Linked DNA regions of Homo sapiens: regions 2 and 3 are each linked to region 1. Evidence: chromatin loops called from intact Hi-C (ENCODE). Cell type or tissue: heart right ventricle. All regions are shown on one strand. Links, peaks and the distances in the headings refer to the core of each region. The heading gives the core; the rest is flanking DNA.

The links. Peaks named below come from ENCODE experiments on the same cell type or tissue, not always from the same donor. Only the 100,000 strongest peaks of a DNase experiment are listed, where the experiment ranks them.
Region 2: it touches region 1 in a loop (4-fold over the local background); 3 of 110 quality-filtered maps call a loop at or near these places.
Region 3: it touches region 1 in a loop (6-fold over the local background); 21 of 110 quality-filtered maps call a loop at or near these places.

What each region holds. Positions count from the first base shown.
Region 1 is chr5:67,804,140-67,811,861 of GRCh38, reverse strand. No RefSeq gene overlaps it. Among named protein-coding and RNA genes, the nearest start is that of LINC02997, 15 kb to the right of the region's middle. RefSeq lists a silencer at 1,988-2,047. In heart right ventricle, for the core only: no CTCF peak of the experiment used is centred there; DNase peaks (open chromatin) are centred at 3,312 and 4,352; H3K27ac peaks cover 4,413 bases.
Region 2 is chr5:67,644,240-67,651,961 of GRCh38, reverse strand. It overlaps LINC02242 (long intergenic non-protein coding RNA 2242), which reads left to right and starts at 5,173. Exons shown (of 3, transcript NR_147169.1): 1 at 5,173-5,356. In heart right ventricle, for the core only: no CTCF peak of the experiment used is centred there; a DNase peak (open chromatin) is centred at 3,531; H3K27ac peaks cover 1,811 bases.
Region 3 is chr5:68,259,052-68,264,051 of GRCh38, reverse strand. The region is part of intron 2 of PIK3R1 (phosphoinositide-3-kinase regulatory subunit 1); the gene reads right to left. Among named protein-coding and RNA genes, the nearest start is that of PIK3R1, 46 kb to the right of the region's middle. In heart right ventricle, for the core only: a CTCF peak has its summit at 2,418 (motif pointing left); no DNase peak of the experiment used is centred there; H3K27ac peaks cover 4,480 bases.

The sequences.
Region 1 (7,722 bases), core at 1,049-6,048:
GAAAGAGAGAGAGAGAGAGGAAGGAAGGAAGGAAGGAAGAAAGAAGGGGAGGGGAGGGGAGGAAGAAAGAAAGAGAAAGAAAGAAAGAAAGAAAGAAAGAAAGAAAGAGAAAGAAAAGAAAGAAAGAAAAGAAAAGAAAAAAAAGAAAGATTCCTGAAGGAGTTGGTGCCTGATGCAAGTTGTGAAGGTTAAGTGGGAATTTGCCTGGAAAATGAAAAAAGGGAAACTCCAGGTAGAGGATACAGTATGAATATGAGCAAAAACCCTGGCCTGTAGTTTGTGGAAACTGAGAAATAGTGTTGCTAGAGCACAAGAGGCAAGTGTAATGAACAAGGCTGAAAAATATACAGGAGGCAGATGATTGCTTCGTCTTCACCCAACAAGAGCTTTTTCTGAATTCCAAAAGTACTTCATACATAACACTTATGACACGACATCCTTATTATGTTCTTTGACATCACTGTGGGATGCAAGGGCAGGGTCTGATTGTTACTCACCTTTGTGTCCTCAGCTCCTGACATTATCATTGATATAAATGGCAGGCAGCTGAGAAGGAAGAGGATTAATTAACAGTCTTGCTGACTATTCCTTAAGCAAGAATAGGTGACACCTAGCATAAAGATATAACATAGTCCAAATTTATGCTGACAAAAACTGTAGTGGTAGAGGAGAAAAAGGATCTCTAACACTCCTTTCCTCTCCCCAGGCCAGTGTGGGACGTATTTTGGTGTCCTCTCTTTCCTTACATCAAAGTAACAAAACTAAAGTTGCTAAAGGTATCAAATCCAGAATAGAGGTTCTAGCTGATCCTTGCATAATCCTGGTGCCTGTAGTGATAAATTAACACATATTAGTGTTGTTTTTAAAAAACCATCCTATACTGAGCAGAATAATAGTAGAGAAGAAGCCTGAAAATGGCTTATTTTTACTTCCAAGAAAAGTAGAAACAAACACAAGTAACTTATGACTGAGTCCTTAGGAAGAAAGATAAAATGAAGCTTTATTTGTAATATGCACCTTGAAATTAAGGTAGCAAATATCCCAGACCTTTATAAGATGTTTTTTCCCTCCTCTAATTATTACAAAAAATACTAATATGTGTTCAGTATAAAGTATTAGGATGAAAGAAAAATTATGAAAAGTCTCACTAACCAGAGATAAACAGTTAATATTCTGTGCATATTCTTCCAGATAGTTTTAAATACAAACATAAACACACATATGCACACACGTGTTTTATAATAGAGGTTATGTTACACATGCTATTAAATAACCTGACTTTCTACCTTATTGTGTCAGAGATATTTTATAAATAGTTACTTTTAAAGTTCGCATAGGATATAGTCCACATATGTATACTCCATGATTTACTTATCAGTCGTTCAACCAACAAATTTTGATTGAGTCTTACTTCACGCCAACAGCTTTTCTAGATACTGAGGCTATACCAGTGTACAGAATGGAGACCCTGTCATCAGGTTATTTACTTTTAACTTGGCAACAGAGGAACAGAAAATGAACTCATAAATAAGTAAAATAAATTCAGGCATTAGTGAGCCTATAGAGGAGATAAAAGACAGTGATGTGCTAAAGAGTCATGAGAGTCACTTCAATTTCTGGTAAGATGGCAGACTAAATAGTCTCAAAATAAGCTCTTTTGTACTATCCCAACATACAATTCAGAAAGAATAGAGAGTTTTTTTGAATGCACAGCCAAACTAGCAAGAAAGTAAGGAAAATCCTAAAAATCAAAAGATAAAAACTAAACAATTATTTAGAATAATACTTCACACTGAATCTCGCTGAGGCCATCTACCAATATGGAATTGTAATGGCAACACCCAGGAGAGGAGGCGAAGATGGAGCAGAAGATGGAGCCTGTGTAAGGAGAAGCGTGAGAAGGGGAAAGTCCCATAAATTCAGGGCCCTGAAGTGCTACCCTCTCAGTGAAACTGCCTTTAAGGAGATGACGAGAGAACTGTTTCTTTGTTTTAAATCTAGGAGGAAGAAAAAAATAATTGTCTCTCTCGAGAATTCATCACCACAGCCCTGCCCTTGTGTGGGTTTGAGGTTTAAATTTATAACACCTGCATGAGCTGGGAAACCCTAAACCGAGAAATTAACACAGTAGTCCCAGTCTGGCAGTGCCTGGGCACCTGGCCAAAGCCAAAGAAAATCCTCTGCTGAGTCTGAACTGAGGGCCTTCTGAATTCCAACAGGTTTTACTTGCTCAAGTAGCTCAAACGTATTGAAAGTCATATAAGAAACATGCCACCATGATTGAGATTCAAAGAATGTTGACAGTTTTAAATGCTCATAGAATAAATGGAGAAACATCAATAATTAAAGACCTAAGTATACAACTTAATAAGTCAGGGGAAGAAGACAGAAAGAAGAAAGAAAGGAAATAAACCATAGAAATAAGTAAAAACAAGGATATAATAAAGAGAATTCAAACATATCAGAAAGTGGGTCATTGTAAGGCCTAGTTAAATAGACAAACCTTGGCAGGAATGATCAACAAAAATGGAGAGAAGGTGCGAAGAATATTAGAAAGTGAAAGGGGTACAAGACTGATATCGTAGAGAATAAGAAGAAGTTAATGTCACAGAATGAATTTATGACAGTAAATTTGAAAACGGATAAAATGGACAATTTTCTATAAAACCAAAACATAAAATTGATTGTAGAAGAAGTAGAAAACCTGAAAATGTCTATTACTATTCCAGAAATTGGATCACAATGTAAAAATCCACCCACTGAGCATACAATGAGAAAGTGCCGTGGGTAGCGGATAGGAGAAGGGTACCCTCATCTAGGCTCAAAGCCTTCCTTAACTGGTACATTTCAGCTGAAACCTGAGTGGTGAGAAGAAGTGAGCTATGCAAAGGTCTGGAGAACAAAATTCCAAATGTAAGGAAAATCAAATGCAAAGCCATCTGAGGCAGTGAGAGAAACAAAAAAGGCAGAGAGAAACGAACAGAAATAAAAGTTAAATGAAATAAAAAAAATAAAATTCTTACACTTGTAAATTCCTAAACAGCTAACATTTATTAAGTTCAAATCTGTGCAAATCATAGAGCTCTGAGTTTTATATACATGATTCCCCGTCCTCAAACATCTTTGCAAGGTAGGTTCTATTCCCATTTTGTAGAAGGGGTAGCTGAGGCTTAGTGCGGTTAAATAAAGTGGCCCACAGACACAGAGCTACTGAGTAGCAGATCCAGGACTCAAACTGGTCTGATATGTAAGCCTGAAGTTTGAACCACTTGTGCTGTGCCTGAGGAGAAAGTGCCAAAAATAAATGCCAAAGGCTGGGGCGAAGGCTTTCATGTGTGGTCACTGGTTCAGCAGCATCATCATCTCTTGGGACTTTGATAAACATGCAACTTCTCAGATTCTCAGGCCTCATCCCAGACTTGAATCAGAAACTCTGGGGGGTTGTGTCCAGTAATCTGTGTTTGTTAAAACACAGTTTTAACAAACCCCTTAGGTGATAACCTCTAGTATAGAGCAACTAGAAAGGTAGAATGTGGTGATGACAATGACACGGACCTAAGAGTTAGACAAACTGGACCCCTGGTTTGAGTCCAGCTCTGCCACTTCCTTATATACGATCTTATACATCACTTAAAATTTCTTAGCCTTGAGTCTCTTATCCATAAAATGGAGATAATTATAGTATGTACATTCAGGTTTTTGTGAGAATTAAGTAAAAACAAATGTAAATATTAGTAAATCAATGCCCTGGCACATTAAGTGTTCAATACATATTTGCTGGTATTCCTCTCTCTCATGCCTGGAGTCTGTCTTCCCTTAGCCTTTCCACAGGTACTCTGCATCCTCACTTTGCACTGGGGAAGAGGAATTAGAAAGATGGAACTATCTGGAGTCTTTAAGTCCAGGTGAAAGATGACAGTATAATATAGTAACTATACTAGAGCAATAGAAGTGGAAAAACAGAGAAGGGGAGGTCTCAAGAGTGGTGTCTAAGGAAGCATGGTTGGAGCTTGGTGCCTGATCAGATGTGGGGAAGAGCAAAACAAAGAGAGATGACTCTGGGCCTCTAGTTTGGCTGACAAGTGAACTGTGGTTCCAGTGAGAAAATAAATTTAGCTGCAAGAACAGGCTTGGGGTTATGATAATGTGTTCATATTTATATTTAGACAAGTGAGTGTGAAGGTGTGTGGGTGGCAGACAGAAAGAGAGAGAGAGAGACTGGAACTATAATATCAGTTGACAACCTGATCTTCCTTGTAATGGAAATTGCCACCTTCTTTCTGTGGGTACCAATGTGTTGTTGGAGAAGGGTGCTACTTGCCAGCCAGCAGGCCCTGCTGGTCATGCCACATTCTGTCGATACCCAGCAATCATGGCTAGGGCTAAGCACAGCCTTAACACAAGGAAGTGTCATTCAGGAGACAGACTGTGGGAAGGGAATGAAGCCATCACTAATGAATAGGCTAATAGGACTTGATGAGCAGTGAAAATCAATGAGGTACAAACTGCCTGCCTTAAAAAATGAGCAAGGTAAAAATGGAAGAATGCCAAACCACAGTTTTATCTCCAGTCTGTGCTAGTCCTCACCTACTGAAACAGAATTCACACTAATCTTGCACCATCCCTGTCATGGTCATGGGTCATGATTATGGATTATGGGTCATAGTCATCAGTTCAGTTTATCCGATTCCGTAATATTAATTATGCATCTAAGTACTGTCGGCTAAGATACATAATTTATATTAATTATGGGCTAAGTACTGTGCAAGACACAGAGACTGCAATTTTTGCTACTCTTCGTCCTCTGCATAATCATCACTATTATTTTATCGCTCAACATTACCTATAAAGTGCCAATAGATCTCTTTAGCTGCTGCCTGTCTTGCAAAATTGAATCACTGTACTCAATTAAGACTATTTGTTATTTTTATCTGTCCTCCAGCCAGCACATGCTGTGTCTGTGTCACTTTACACCATTATCTCTAGAACAGGGAGCACCCATGACATCTGAAGCTCAAACTCTCTTGAGTACAATTCTCAGGATCTCTGTGGCCAGGCTTCACACTAGGCTCATGAGTGCATTAAAAGACATCCAGATCCACAGGAAGGAAGGCACTGATGCTGACTGAGATCTCCCACCCTGATTTCCTACCTAAGAAAGCAAGTGAAAAATAAGCCCTTCCCAGACAAACCCAAAGCCCTTAGAGTGGAGGCAAATCCTCCTCTGGACACAGATACTAAAGGATTCTGAGTTGACAAGATGAATTCAGCTGTTTCTACATCTTAAATAGTGTGACACAGTGAAATGATCAGTAGATTAGAAGCCTCGTATTCTGTTCCCAGCTCTGCTTCCTTGGGTAAATCAGTGCATTTTTCTGGGTCCCAGCTTTCTTACCTGTAAAAATGGCCACATTCAAAGCAAGCCAGAGTGTTTTAGTTTCTAAGCTTCTCCGTAACTTAGTTACTCACTAACTGCTTTAAGTAAAGGAGGCACAAAGTAATGTTTTACATTTTCAGGAATGCATATCCCTGGCCAATGCCATATCCCTTTTTGGTGGTCTAAGTTGCTTGTTTGCATCTGAATGCCCTGGACAAGCCACACATGGATTTCTTTGTTTAAGAGAAGAAGCACATGATAGTCCTTTGTCTGCATAGAGGTGGATTCTAGCATAGAAGCCATGCCCCACATGGGGCCTTTGTGGTGCTCTGTTGTCTACCATGGGTCCTCTGATGCGTGACTGCCTAATAGGACCATTAGCAGCCTGAACCACCTGATTTTTCAGTGTTTGTGCCTTCTGGTTTCAAGGCTGCCACTTCTCTTGACAAGTGGTGTCTGTAAATACGCAGACCTCTGTGGCCGCCTGGATTTATGAAGTAATGCTTTGACTAACCCATCCACTTAATGGTCCCTGGCTCCTGGTGGCTCCTCACACCTGTCCCAGATCCTGGGAGACTGCCTCCATTCTCAACGCACTTGGTTAGCTCAGGCCCAACACCTTGGCCTTTGTCTATGACTCACTATCTCCCACTGTCAAGATAACATGCAGATAGGATTATACAGAATGGTTCTTGACTGGCCTGAAAGAGGCTGTTCACTCAGTTGGAGGCTGAGAAGAGTTATCAATGTTAATTACTAAAGCTGCATTCATTTCTTGCTATTTGGTGTGTTCTAAAAACCCTACTAGGATAAAGGAATGGAAAGGATTTGAACTTGTTCTGCCTTTCTGATTAAAAACGGGCTTAAGAAATTTGCTCTAGTTTAGACCTATGCTTAAGGTCTAGTGCCACCACCTTTATTATAGGAGGCAACTTGAGCTAAGCAAAATGAATCGGAGCTGCATATTGTAGGCAAGGACTATTACTTGTGTTATTTTTGGCTGCCAACAAAATACCAGGAAAATTACAAAGTAATAGTTACCGCTGTGAAAGAGAATAAGAAATAAAATTAACTTTTTATGCCTAAGGAAAAGCTTTCCATTCCCGTTATTTTTACAGGGCAGTACAGGAGCCGTCTGTGGGTCTTGGCACCAGATATCACATAAACAATCATTTGCACACACTAGGAATCCAAATATATTCTGTTCCTGGGGTCTGCATCTATTACCTTGACAGGAACAGAGAAAGAGTTTTAATCAGATTTATTTTATATGTAGAAATTGCCTCTTTTGTCAGCAGGAAAGAAATCTAGTCAAATGGATAATCTTATAAAAAGTAACATAAGCATGTCTAGAACCAAATCACACCCTATAAGACTCAGCCTTTCTTTCTTTTCTCCCACTTGCCCCAAATTTACCACACAAACTTGGAAATGAGCTGCCTTCTCATTGCTTAAAGCACTGACGGGATCCCACAGAAGAGGAGAAAAGTTGTTGTCCAATTAAGCTCCACGTGTGCATTCAACTCTTGTTGAAAAATTTAAAGAAGAAAAGGCTTCAGGCGGTAGTACAACATTTAACATGTCCTCATAGCCTTTCCTACTTTACTTCAGGGTCAAAATCTGTAGAGTCCAGACGGCATTGATGGAGCATCCTGGAGTTTATAGAAGGTTGTCTGTCTGGAGCTGGGAAAAGTCCACAGACTAGGAAAAGGATATATATTATTATAAGGAATTGGCTTCCATGATTCTAAAGGCTGAGAAGTCTCAAGGTCTGTGGTCAGCAAGCTGGAGACCCACCCAGGAGAGCCAACGGTGCAGTTCCAGTCTGAGTCTGAAGGCCTGCAAAACAGAAGAGCCAATGGTTTCAGTCTGAGTCCAAGTCCGAAGGCAGGAGAAAACCTATTTCCCAGCTCAGAAACACCATCATAGACACACCAAGAAAAATCTTTAATCAAATACCTGGGAACCCTCTAGTCCAATCAATGTAACATAAAAAAATTATCCATCACATGGAAACAGTAAAGAAATGTAAGACATGATTTATAAATTCATTGATTCAGTTCAATTTAGGACCAGATGAATTCACAGATGAGAAAACATACTCAGATTGGTGTGGCTCACTTTGACTACAATTTATTTCTGGAGAGCCTATCACTGACCTGGCCAGTATTTGAGGCAGCCAAAGGAGTTTGCTTTATTCGGTCCCTACACAATGAGAAGATTAGACTGTAAGCTCCTCTGGGAGTAATGACACATCCTGTACTTTAGTTCTGGCTATGAAGACACTGTAGAAAAACCTAAATCTCCTTATTTTTAGCTCTGAGCTATCTTTGTTATGTTTTGTC
Region 2 (7,722 bases), core at 1,354-6,353, 160 kb after region 1:
TATGATGTTATTATTCTCTAAGTTGTGTGGTGGTCCATGGGATCTTTGTTTTGATTCAAAAGCCATTTTTTTTCTGATAGAAATGTCAGACATTTTATAGTATTAGATTGACATTAAGTTTCAGTGCTGGTATAATTTTATTACATATTTTTGCCTCATTGTAGTCTTTTAATCTGGTTTTGATAGTTACTAGGGAAACGTTAAAATTGTGTTTACTTTTATCTTCTGCTAAATCCCTGTATTTCCAATATTAGAAGTTCTAACTCATTTTCTTTTTTCTTTTTCTTTTAATGAATTCTGTATGGACTTAAACCTTATAGGGTATAACATCTTGAGACAATTCACTGCTTTCCTTATATGTTTAATAAATATGGCTTTTTTTAAGTTAGATTTAATAAATACAGAGCTTAACGATGGTTATGGCAACATGATTCCCAATTGCTCATTTTTTCTTTTCCTCTTTTTATTTTTGAATGAAGCAATTATACTCCTTTTTTTTTTTTTACATATGCAGAAATCTTCTGCTGGGAGTAATATTGCAACTTACTTTGCCAATAAAATTTCTGTTGCAGCAATATGGCAGGAAGTAAAGTATTTTTTCCACAGGAATTCAGCTTTAGTTGATTTCTCTAAGGTTTCCATTGCATACATTGAATACATTACAATCTAAATATAAATAAGAAATCTGTTGAAAGGCAATGGCAAAAGATACTGCTGAGAGATAGTTTAGCACTGCCTTCATAGGATTATCTTGCCTTAAAATTTCCTTTCTGTGGTGGAGTGGTACAGGACTGGGGGAAATGCAAATATAAAGGCAAATCATTAAAAGAAATATTCTTGTTTTCATTCCTTTTACTTTTTCTTTAAGACCAAACATGAAACAAGGGTTCTCAATGCTTGCTTTCTAAGAGAAGGGTGACAGTGTTCACCAAGAACTTAACCACAGCCTCACAGCCTCCAGCACAGATCATGGAGTCTTCAAAAAGCTTTGGCCAGTAACCCCGAAGCTCCTGGCATGCAAAAAAGGCAGGCAAGTGGGAAAGAAGAGAGAAATAGTATGAGGTGCCCCTAGGATATGCTTCCATATTGTCCAAGTAAACATTGTGGGAAAGACATTTTGACTACTACACAAATCACTAGAAACTCATTCAGACAAAATCTAGAACAGGGTTGGCAATTTAAAACCAACTGTGTCACCAATTTGCTACCTTAGACACGGTACCAACATTGCTCATCAGCCTAAGCCCATTCCTTCTACTTCCTCTCAACAGAACATTCCAGAAGCTGCCCCCAGTCAATTAGGGTCAGCAGGTGAGATGTCACTACTCTGCCACTCTAGACCCTAAAGAGTTACTCAATTATCTATAGTAATCTATATTTTAAGGAATTTAGGAGGACTTGCAGAGCTCTGGTATGCTTCCCAATTACTTACCAAGAAATGCCCTGCCACCTATTTTGAAGACACTGGACAACTGAAAACACGTTCACAAAACTTTGGGAAGCAATTTCTATGAAATATTTTCGGCTTATGGAATTTAGTTTATCACTGCCATAATTTGACTATAATTGATGCATTATAAGGACATGATATTAAGACCTTCTTACATGGGGAAGGCCTAGAAAAAGTGGAAAAAGAGTTTGAACCCTTTAGAGAAAGCTGCTGGAAACTCTCCACAGAAGTTTCCAGACCCAGAGTGAGTGCCTCGTTGCAATGAGGATGCTCAGAATTACCTCATTTCAGGACTTACTAGCCACTCCCAGAAAAGGTCCACTGCTAGATCCTTGGAGAAAGAATGTATTTTTAACTTTCATTTTTCCATTTATATACAAAACAGATATTCAATGTCAAAAACTGTAAAGGAGAGAGAGAAAAGTTATAAAGAAGAAAGTAAAAATCATTTGTCACTATCTTTGAAAAACTCTATTAATAGTATTTAGGCAGATATTTTAAGTACAAATTGATAATCAAAATATATAACTGTGTTATACCTGCTAGAAAGGCCATTCTTATAGGAGTTCCCTGCCTTCAAGCACAATTTTGTCTGTTGACTAAAGTGTTTTAAGGTTAAGAAGTTCCTTTCTCACCAAACTGAATCCCTCAAGCTCAAAAACCATAAAAGAACAAACTGGTACATGGCTTTTAAAGCTCAGGTTTGTGTTCTTTGAATTTTCCATTAGAAAAAAAGATATGTTTTTATTTGGAACAGGATCCAGAAACTTAAATCAGAACTAACAAAATGTCCCAATTGGTCAGTTCCATTTACTTTAGCAGTTTCAGGGTTTTTAAGATTTGGTTTCTTTTAACAAATCCATTTGATTCTCTTCTCCCCATTCCCTCATCCATCCCTTTTTAAAGGATTAACTGTGTTTCAGTATTTCTCTAATGCAAAATTATATCATTACCTGCAGTCAAGTGACAGCAGCCTGATGTTTAAATCACATGGTTGTTATAACAATGGGCATTGAAACACAGGAGAATGAATAAAGTCCTCATTGGACTATAATTTCCAGTGTTTTTGGCACTCTTGGTCCACCTGAAGAAAGGATGAGACTTTAGGAAGTGTGTTTGTTTACATTCAGCAACTGTTCTAACTCTCTAGTGGAGGAACACTTGGACAAGGAAGGTCTCTGTTCCCTTTCTAATGTTGGACATTTCTGTGTCCTTCCCTGCACATGCTGAGAAACAAGAACTGCCCACTCACTCAGTTTTTTGGATCCCTGTGTTTTGTGAGAAGGGGCAATGTTCTCCTTACCAGTCTAGGGTCAGAAACCACTCAATGACAGTGAAAGAGAACCTACAGGAGATTTACTTTCAGGAAACCAAATCTGCCAGTGAGATAGTTAAACTTGTCCTGATGGAGTGAAAAAGCAGATACAGCCAGGAGGTATGTCCGATGTGAACAGGTGCAAGACTCTCACAAGATGCTGGTTCTCCTCTTGCTAAAGACCAATGACAACAGAGTGAAGAGGGGACCATTCTGGTGATGTTTCCATGACAGCACATGAAACCCCGAAACCCCAAATCTTGTGAGAAGAGCTGCCAAACCTTTGAAAACACCACAACCACAGGGACTCCTAAAGCTTTTAGTAGAGTATCCCCCTTTACCCCCCAGAAGAAAAGTATTCAATTGACCCATCTAGTTAAATGAACTATTCACCTTCTGCTCTTGTGGTCTATAATTGTCATCCCATTGCTTAGGAATCAAGGATGCATCCATGCAGGGACCCAGCTAAAAGCAAGGAGAAGGAAAATTAATTTGTATCTAGCTTATCTTTTTTGAGTAAGCCATGAAACAACTGCATACTTTATGTCTTGGATCAACAAGGGAGCCATGCCAAATGTCAGATTAAATATTCCACAGCTGAAGTGTTTGCATAGCTTTTCAGTGGCTACCATTTAAAGAAAGAAAAACAATGATGGGACTTAAAAAAAAAATACTCCCTTAGCTTCACATGCTCACAGTGTACTGCCAGCAATTGCTCTCAACTTGGAAGGCCAGGCCATGCGTATCTTGTCCGTGGAGTGTCGGTGCCAGCTGGCAAGCAGAACCCTGTGCTTCCATTCCCTCCAGGAGCATGAAGCCCCACTGTGCATCTTGAAGGCCACAGCCGCACTGCTGTATTGTTTAACCCATAACTGCTCTGGCTAAGGAGCAAGTCATATAAAGAAGGAATTTCCTGGTTCTTGAAGTGTCTATCATGTTTCACCAATGAGTTTGCATTCGCCGCATGTGTTTTCAGTTTGGGTTGGCTCTGTGGGGATGCCGAGGAAACTGGAGACAGATCTTTATTGAAACAGAATAATAAGTCTGAACAAATCAGCTTTATTGTCATTGGCTCTGGTGTGGTTTGGATTAATTTCAGCTTTATATTTCTAAAGGATTGCTTAAGAGGTGATGCTCTCCAATTCCAGGTTATGTAAAGGAAGGGAGAGAACTGACATACCTTAAGTAACTACTAAGTGTCAGGAGCTTGCCTGCATTATCTCAATTACTTTTCCTAACAATCCAATAAAGTCGTTGTTCCTCCATTCATCTTACTGATGAGAAAACGGAGGTGCTGAGAGGGTCATTCACTTGCCTGATGTAGCACAGTTAGGAATACAGCTGTGGAGTACAATTGGTTTGTTTCATCTTAGATCTGCTGATCATTTTCTGTGACCTTGGGCAAGTCACTTCACCTCTCTGCTCTAACTTTCGCATCTTCAAAACGTGAATGATAATGAGAATCCTTCACAGAGAGTTAAAGAAAGCAATGTGTGTAAGGTGATCAGTGCAGGTAACTGGTCAATAAATTCAGCCATTGTTATATGACAGTGCGGAGACTGAAACCTAGTGCAGCTCCCTTCCAAGCTGGTGCTGATTTCCCTCACCAGTCTAGAGATCAGTGCCACCCTTCTCCATGGGGAAGGTTTAGGTGGAACTGATACTCGAGAGACTAAAATTACAGGGTGATTTAACATCCTTGCTTTAAAAGTATATTCCCTATTGGGGCAAACAAAGCCTGTAGTTCTGGCTCAGGCTTGTATTTTGGAAAAAAAAAAAAAAAAAAAAAAAAGCTCTCTGAAAAGGAAGTAGGAGAAGAGAGAAGTGATGTGAGATGTGGAAGTTGCAGGGCTGTCATCTCACTGTCCTGGCCAGTTGCTTGGATTCAGGATGAAAAAAGGAAAAGTTGCCTGGTAATATGTTTTCTCATGACAGCTGATGTCTAGTCTGTTCACTGCAGCAAAAGTGGAGCTTAACCGATGATTTTTAACAGGCATCACCATCATAATGCCTGGCATCCTGGTGCTCAAACCCCACCTGAGTGCTTCCCACGTGCCAGGCTTTCGGCTGGCCTTGGGATACAGAGATGAGTAAGACATGGTCCCAGTTCTTGCAGAGCTCCCAGATGAGTGATCAAATGAGCCTTAGAGCACAGAGATCTTGCTCACCATAGAGAGAAACTATTTATATTCTAGACCCTGTAGAATCATCCAGAAGGAAGCCTTGTACACATCATTATCTATCACATAACCAGGAATTTTTGAAGCTTTGTGAAGCAGCTTAGGTAACTTTTAAAACAATCCTCAGTGAGAAAACAAATTCCACAAGTAGGAGGGAGGCCGCCCATAATGCAACCAACTTGGTTAATCACTTGGAAGTTCTTCCAGTCTTGCGAGGACTTCTTGGGCACTAGTTGTACCAATAACTAACCCCAAGGAATTGGACTCAGAAGAGCAATACAAATTGCAGCCTTGCCACTTACGAGCTGAGAGATCTTAGCCAAAATAACTCAATCTGTCTGAGTTGTATTTTTTATCAGTCGACTGAAGATGAATAATATTCAGGCTACAAGTTTATCAAAGAGTTAATAGGTGAGTATCTATGAAAGCCCTTTTTATTCAGTAAAGATGTATATACATTTGTTCTTGTTACTTCTCTTCATACTTTCACTTTCATTTATTTTGTATAAAATTTGCATAGTGTGACTTTTAGATTTTGGGCTTCTTGCTTTCTAGTTTGATGTTTATGAATACTTCAATAAAGAGAGGGTGGAAAAGGATAGCAACACTGAGCAATTTTTTAGTATCACATCCATGAGGAGCCATAGGTAAAAAGAGGTGACTGAAACTATGATTCTAAAGCCTAAGCAATATTCCCAAGGTGAGAAATCTAGTACGAAGTTGAATTGGGACATCAGCTACTGTCTGCTTGACTTCAAAGCACAGGTTCTTAACTACAATCTACCTTGTGTCTGAAAATGATGATAATATTAATAATCTGAAATGGGAAAGGATGACTAATAGCAATGTTCATTCATTATGTTTATAGGAAAATGAAAAGTGATGTTTATGGCTTTTCTTTGAGGGGAGAATAAGAATTAAAAACCTGTACTTATTGTTAGGAATTTATGAAATATGATCTAAGCAAAAGACAAGTAAAAACTATGAAATATTATGAAAATTTGTGGTGTCTTTTTACAAGCCCCTTCTCTAGGGTCTTGTGTCATTATCACCCTTAGCTGGAAATAATCTCAACTCTGAATTCCCAGAACCACTTTGAAGAATCTTTTGTGTGATTAAGACTCCTGGCTGGGCGCAGTGGCTCACTCCTGTAACCCCAGCACTTTGGCAGGCCGAGGCAGGTGGATCACTTGATCTCAGGAGTTTGAGAACAGCCTGGTGAACATGGCAAAACCTCATCTCTACTAAAAATACAAAACTTAGCCAGGCATGGTGTTGCACGCCTGTAATTCTAGCTACTTGGGAGGCTGGGGCACAAGAATCACTTGAACTTGGGAGGCGGAGGTTGCAGTGAGCCGAGATCGCGACACTGCACTCCAACCTGGGCGACGGAGTGAGACTCTGTCTTACAAAATAAATAAATATAAATAAATAACCGGCGGCCTCAGGGTATTTGCACTTGCTGCTCCCTCTGCCTGGTACATTTTTTTCCCAAAAACCTCTTGGATCATTGCTCCCTTCATGGACACATATGCTCAAATGTCCCTTATCAGACAGACCTGACTAGAGCTTTTCTTATCACTTTGTACAAAATGGCCATGTGCCCCTTATTACTCTTATCTATTGTCTTACTTTATTTTTCTTCAAAGCACTTCCCACCACCAGACATATTTAACATTTTATATATTGACTGCTTCCCAAACTCAGATACAAATTCTCTAAGAACACAGAATTTCTTTTGTTTACTGCAGTCTCCCGAACATCTAGAATAACACCTGGCACATAGTTAAATGCTCAAAGCATATTTGTTAAATAAATGAATGAACAAAGAATTAATGAATATGGCCCTTTATACTTTGTATTTTTGTTGGTTATATGAGTCTTACATCACCTGGGAAATTGAACTTTCTGAGGGCAAGGTCTATGTCTGATTCACTTTCAAATCTCTCTAGGTTCTAACATAGTACTTAAAATTGATTGAAAATTTACATAGATTTCATATACAAGTGTCTCATTTGTGGCCTAACAACTCTACACAATAGATTGGTATTCTTATTCCTATCTGTCTTAGGTTAGGCTGCTATAACAGAATAGCATAGACTGGGTGGTTTAACCAACAGACATTTATTTCTCACATTTGTGGAGGATGGGAAGTTCAAGAACAACGTGGCAGCCAATTCAGTTCCTGGTGAAGACCCTCATCCTGACTTGCAGATGACTGCCTTCTTGCTGAATCCTCACATGGTAGAAAGAGGGATAGCTCTGGTCTACCTCTTCTTATAAGGGCACTAATCTCATTGTAAGGGGCCCACCCTTGTGACTTCATCTAACCCTAATTACCTCCTAAAGGCTCTACACCCAAATACAATCACACTGTGGTTAAGGCTTCAATATAAGAATTTTGGGAGGACTCAGACTTCATTCCATCATATCATTTTACAGATGAGAAACCGTAACTCAGGGAAGTTTAATGATTTTTCCAAAGTCAGAGGTCCTGGAGGAGTCAGAGCTCAAGTCTAGTTCTTACCATAAGCCCATGATTCTCTCTTTTAAGGGCCACTGCCTCTTCTCGTGTTACAGCACATAAATAACTACTGCCCCAGGGCTGAATAAATGGGCCCATTTGCATAAGCAGGACTCCATTTGCATAAGCAGTACAAAAAAGGCAGGACTCCTCAGAAACATACAAAGCCTTTCACAATGTCAACATGAAGGTAAATTTCTACTTTCATTTTTAGGGTTTTTAAATTGCTTTTTTAAATTAGACATGGTTTTTA
Region 3 (5,000 bases), core at 1-5,000, 450 kb before region 1:
CACTTTTAGCAAGGTACAAAAGACTCTTCTAGTTAATCATCAGATGGACAGAGGGCCCTTCAAATCACTTTTTAAAAATATATATTTTGTAATGTATATTTGCAAGCATCACAAAATGAAATCTTAGTAAAATATGCTTAACAAATATATGAAGGGAGTTGAAGCATCCATGATCAAAAAGGGAGAGGAAGGGAAAGCAATGACCTGTGTGTGGAATTGCAGAGAAAAATAAAGGCAAGAAAGGCAAGAGGCCTGAAAACATTGTACAGAAAATTCCCTATCAGCTGGTGCAGAAGAAATGCATAAGAAAATAATATTTATTCAGACTTCATTTTAAAAGTTTGAAAAGATCACTGATATAAGACTATATATATTAAAAGGTAACAATTTTGAGATAAAAGTAAACACAATCCTTAACAATTGTGTAAGGAATCAGAGTTTAACAAAATGAAGCAATATACTTTCACTACTTCAGACAAAGGTGATTAATTCTGGTGGGCTAATACATCTTCATATCTCACAATAGACTATGATCAGTAGTGAAATAAACAAGAGGCTACTCACCTCTCTACTAAAGAAATTAATGGGCTTCTTCTGGTTATGGTTTTAGAATTATAATTTTAGATGGGTCAATTTGGGCAGATGTTGAACCCTATCACTACATTCTCAAAAAAGCTCAGGATAATAAATAGTACTATAGTTATTTGTGCCAAACCAATGCACTTAAAAAAAAACAACAACACACAAAACTGTGATATACAGAAGGCCCTATAGATATAGCAGAACTAAAATGTAGAATATATATATATTTCTACATATATAGATATATATGTAGAAATATATATATAGATATATATGTAGATATATGTATATATAGATATATATGTAGATATATGTACATATATAAATATATATGTATCTATGTATCTATATATCTATGTATGTATCTATATACATGTATCTACATGTATATATGTATACATGTATCTACATGTATCTACATGTATATATGTATACATGTATCTACATGTATCTACATGTATATATGTATACATGTATCTACATGTATCTACATGTATATATGTATACATGTATCTACATGTATCTACATGTATATATGTATACATGTATCTACATGTATCTACATGTATATATGTATACATGTATCTACATGTATCTACATGTATACATGTATCTACATGTATCTACATGTATACATGTATCTACATGTATCTACATGTATACATGTATCTACGTATACATGTATCTACATGCATCTACATGTATATATGTATACATGTATCTACATGCATCTACATGTATATATGTATACATGCATCTACATGCATCTACATGTGTATACATGCAGATACATGTATCTACATGTGTATACATGCAGATACATGTGTATACATGTGTATACATGCATCTACATGTGTATACATGTGTATACATGCAGATACATGTGTATACATGTAGGTACATGTGTATACATGTATACATTAGATATGTATCTATATAGCTATGTATCTATATGTATACATATATAGATATATGTATACATATAGATATATATGTACATATATAGATATATATATGTATTCTACATACATATATATGTAGTGTATGTGTGTGTGTGCGTGTGTGTATATATATATATATATAAAAATTATAGAAAGAAGCCTGGTCATGTTCTCAAAAAGATTCTCAGAAATAAGCCAACAGATACAGAGAGGTGATATTTGAGTAATGAGTGAATTCTAATAATTGCTTAAGAGTCAGCAGGGAGAAAGTTATGTCAATATAGACTACAGCTAACTGGTGAAAGGAAGGGGCAAACTAAAAGCTTCCCTCAGAGAGGGAACTATTCAATCAGTCGTTTTAATTAACACTTTAGATTCCTGATGGAAATACGCTGTTAACAATCTGTAGATTGAACACAGCAAAATGTTGGCTTCCTATAATGAAAGTCCATACAATGTTAATGAAAAAGTAGCAGTGACTCAGGCTGGTGGATGGCCCAGAGGTGAAAGCAATCATTTATCACTGCGGGGTACTCCTTTCTGCATTATCATCTCAGAGTCGCCTCTTCCTTAACAACCGTAATAACCTATGCTCCACTCCTCTGTTGCACCATTTCTGTCTTCAGCAGAAAGGGAAGGGATAGGGTCTGAACCACGGGAGGGAGTTTGTACATTTTGTTCTATCAGATTAGGCCTCAGTAACTTTATGAATTATAAGCTGTCAACTACTTTTTCATCTGCTATAGAATATGCTTCTTAGAAATTGTGGCTATAAATAAAACAACAGATGTTTTTTGTTGGCTCTAACATGAGCTTGAGTAATTTTTTTAAAAGGGCTAGAAGTTAAGCAAATTACCTAAAAGGCTGTTTCAGGTTTCCCCCTGTTGGTCATCTTTTATGTTAGCCTTCTGAAGACATTCATTTTAGCCCATAAATTACTTTTTGGGGCCATTTAATGTAACCTACTGGAAAAACTAGAAAGGGGTTTTCAATACAATTGCTTTCTTTCTGTGACTTTTTTTTTTAAAAGAGTATTGATTAAATCCCCTATTTATGATTGTCACTATTATCAAATAAAAAGCAATTGAAAAGGCACTGTGCACTAGTAGAAAAAATTTAGACAATAGATGAGGCCATATGTTCCAGATTTTTCTGCCAACAACATGTTGGTAACTTTGGGCAAAACATTTAATGTCTCCAGGCCTCACTGTCATAACAGTGAAGTGGTAATGGTTTAACTAGATGTCCTAAAATCATTTCTAGTGCTTAAATTCTGTGTTTTGGAGAAAATGTCAAGGAGATCACATGTCCCAACATAAAATTACTAAATTTACATTTAATCACAAATTACTTAAAAAATAATTCTATATTATCTTTAGCCACTGTGTGTTGAAAATCTGGAAGAAATCACAGGCATCTGGAGAATGACTGGAGTTGGCACCAAGCGAAAATTACTTCAAATATGGAGGGAAGGAAGTTAAATAAATGGGAGAATGGCAACATTTAATTATACTTCACTGGGCTACACTAACTTATAATTTCTAACCCAGGGGATAGGTGGTTTAAAATAGTGTTTTGGTATACATTTTCACTTTGCCAGAATGAACAGTAAAATTCAAAATGATGAAAACATTTCTGTGACTTCTGTATGTGGATCTAACAAAAGACAACTAATTCCATGTTCTTAAATGTATTCCAAAGTTACAACAGCTATAAATCAGAGAACGTAATTTGGCTTCTATAAATCATGGGGTTGCGGGGAGAAGAAGATCATGAAATTGAGAGCAATATGAAGAGAGAGAGGTGAACTGTCACTGCCCTAGTCATTTAGGTTATTTCCTTGAGTCATGATAACAGCCTTGTGAAACACATCAACCTCATTTTGTATGTGGGAAAGAGACTCAAGAGGTTTGGTGACTACACCAAGATCACTTAACTAGTGTTTGGCAGAGCAGATATTACAACCTCTGTCCGGCTGCATCCAAGGGCCCTTGTCTTTCCACTTCATCTTTGATTTTTTTTCTCCTCTTTTCCCTCTTTGAGTTTCAGCATTAAATTGCCAATAAATGCAATTCATTTGGACAGTTTGAAATTTTTAACCCATGCATGCACAGCACTGCTGGGCTCTAAGAGATGGCGGGAGGGGAGAGTCCAAGCAAAATTAGCTCATGATCTACACAGTGAGTACAAGTGACAGGGATAAAACAGACAAAGGGGCTTAATTGGAAGTCATGATACTTACAGGAAACTGCTCCATTTCCAGAACCTCTGTGGGTTTATCCATTCCCCTCTGAGAGTCATTTAATTCTTTGGAAAATAATACATTCTCAAAAATGTGGTATTTCTGATCACACAAGATCAGAAATAATATACTAAAAGCTGCCCTTAGTATTTGATGCTTTCATTACCAAGAAGCCAATAATAATCATGGCCAATATACACAACGTACTTAACATGTATCAGGCTCTATGCTACGTTGCTTTACTAAAATTATCTCAGAAAATATAATCTTTCATAACATTATAAGAAAGGTTCTATCATCATTGTCATTGTACAGAGAGGAAAAACAGGCTCAGAAGTGATTTGTCCAGGCTCATATAGCTGTACTAGTCAGCACCAGGATTTAACTGATAAGAGATGACCTGGTTTAGAGGACATAAAGGCAGCTCCCTTCCAAGAGATCCTTATGTACTAACTGAGTGTCATCCCATGAGGTCCCATAGGGCATATGGTTTCCTTACAAACTGTGCCCCTTTTGGGGGGCAGCTCAATGCACTACTTTGGACATTGACTGCCAAGAGCCAGGCAACAAAGTTAGAAAAAGAGTTCTCTAGCCAAAAAGACCTGGAAAGTAGAGAGTCCAAGAATAGCCACTCTTTGATCCATTTCTCTACTTACTGTAATTTTCTTTGTCTAAGATATTCTATGGGATGTTTAGCATATCTGGTGTATGTTTACCAAATGAGAACAGAACCCCTCTCCTCACGCCCATGGTGATAGCCAAACTTCCTCACTCTTGAAAAATCACAGTAGAAGATACACTGTTTCCATAGTCATGCCTTCTAGCAGCTGATCATTCATTTTGGAAGAAAAGATGCAGATACACAAAATAGTCAATGAGTAGAGTTTAGATGAGGAATTAAGAGGAAGAATGACTTTCAGTGCCCTGTAAATAGTGGGGTCTCGCTGTAAGCCACACATGTAATTTTACATTTTCTAGTAGCCACATCACAAGCAAAAACAAAAGGTGAAATTTAATCTTTTATTTAACCCCACATATCCAAAATATAATCAACATATAATCAATATAAAAATTATTAAGCAGATAGTCTTCATTTCTCTCTTGTTTTATGCTCATAACACATCTCAATTTATAGCAGCCACCTTTCAGTGGCTCTGTGTGGCTTTGACCATGTGGCTGGTGGCTCCTGCACTGAGCAGCATGGCTTTAGAGGATGGCCTTCAATTTTTCTTTAG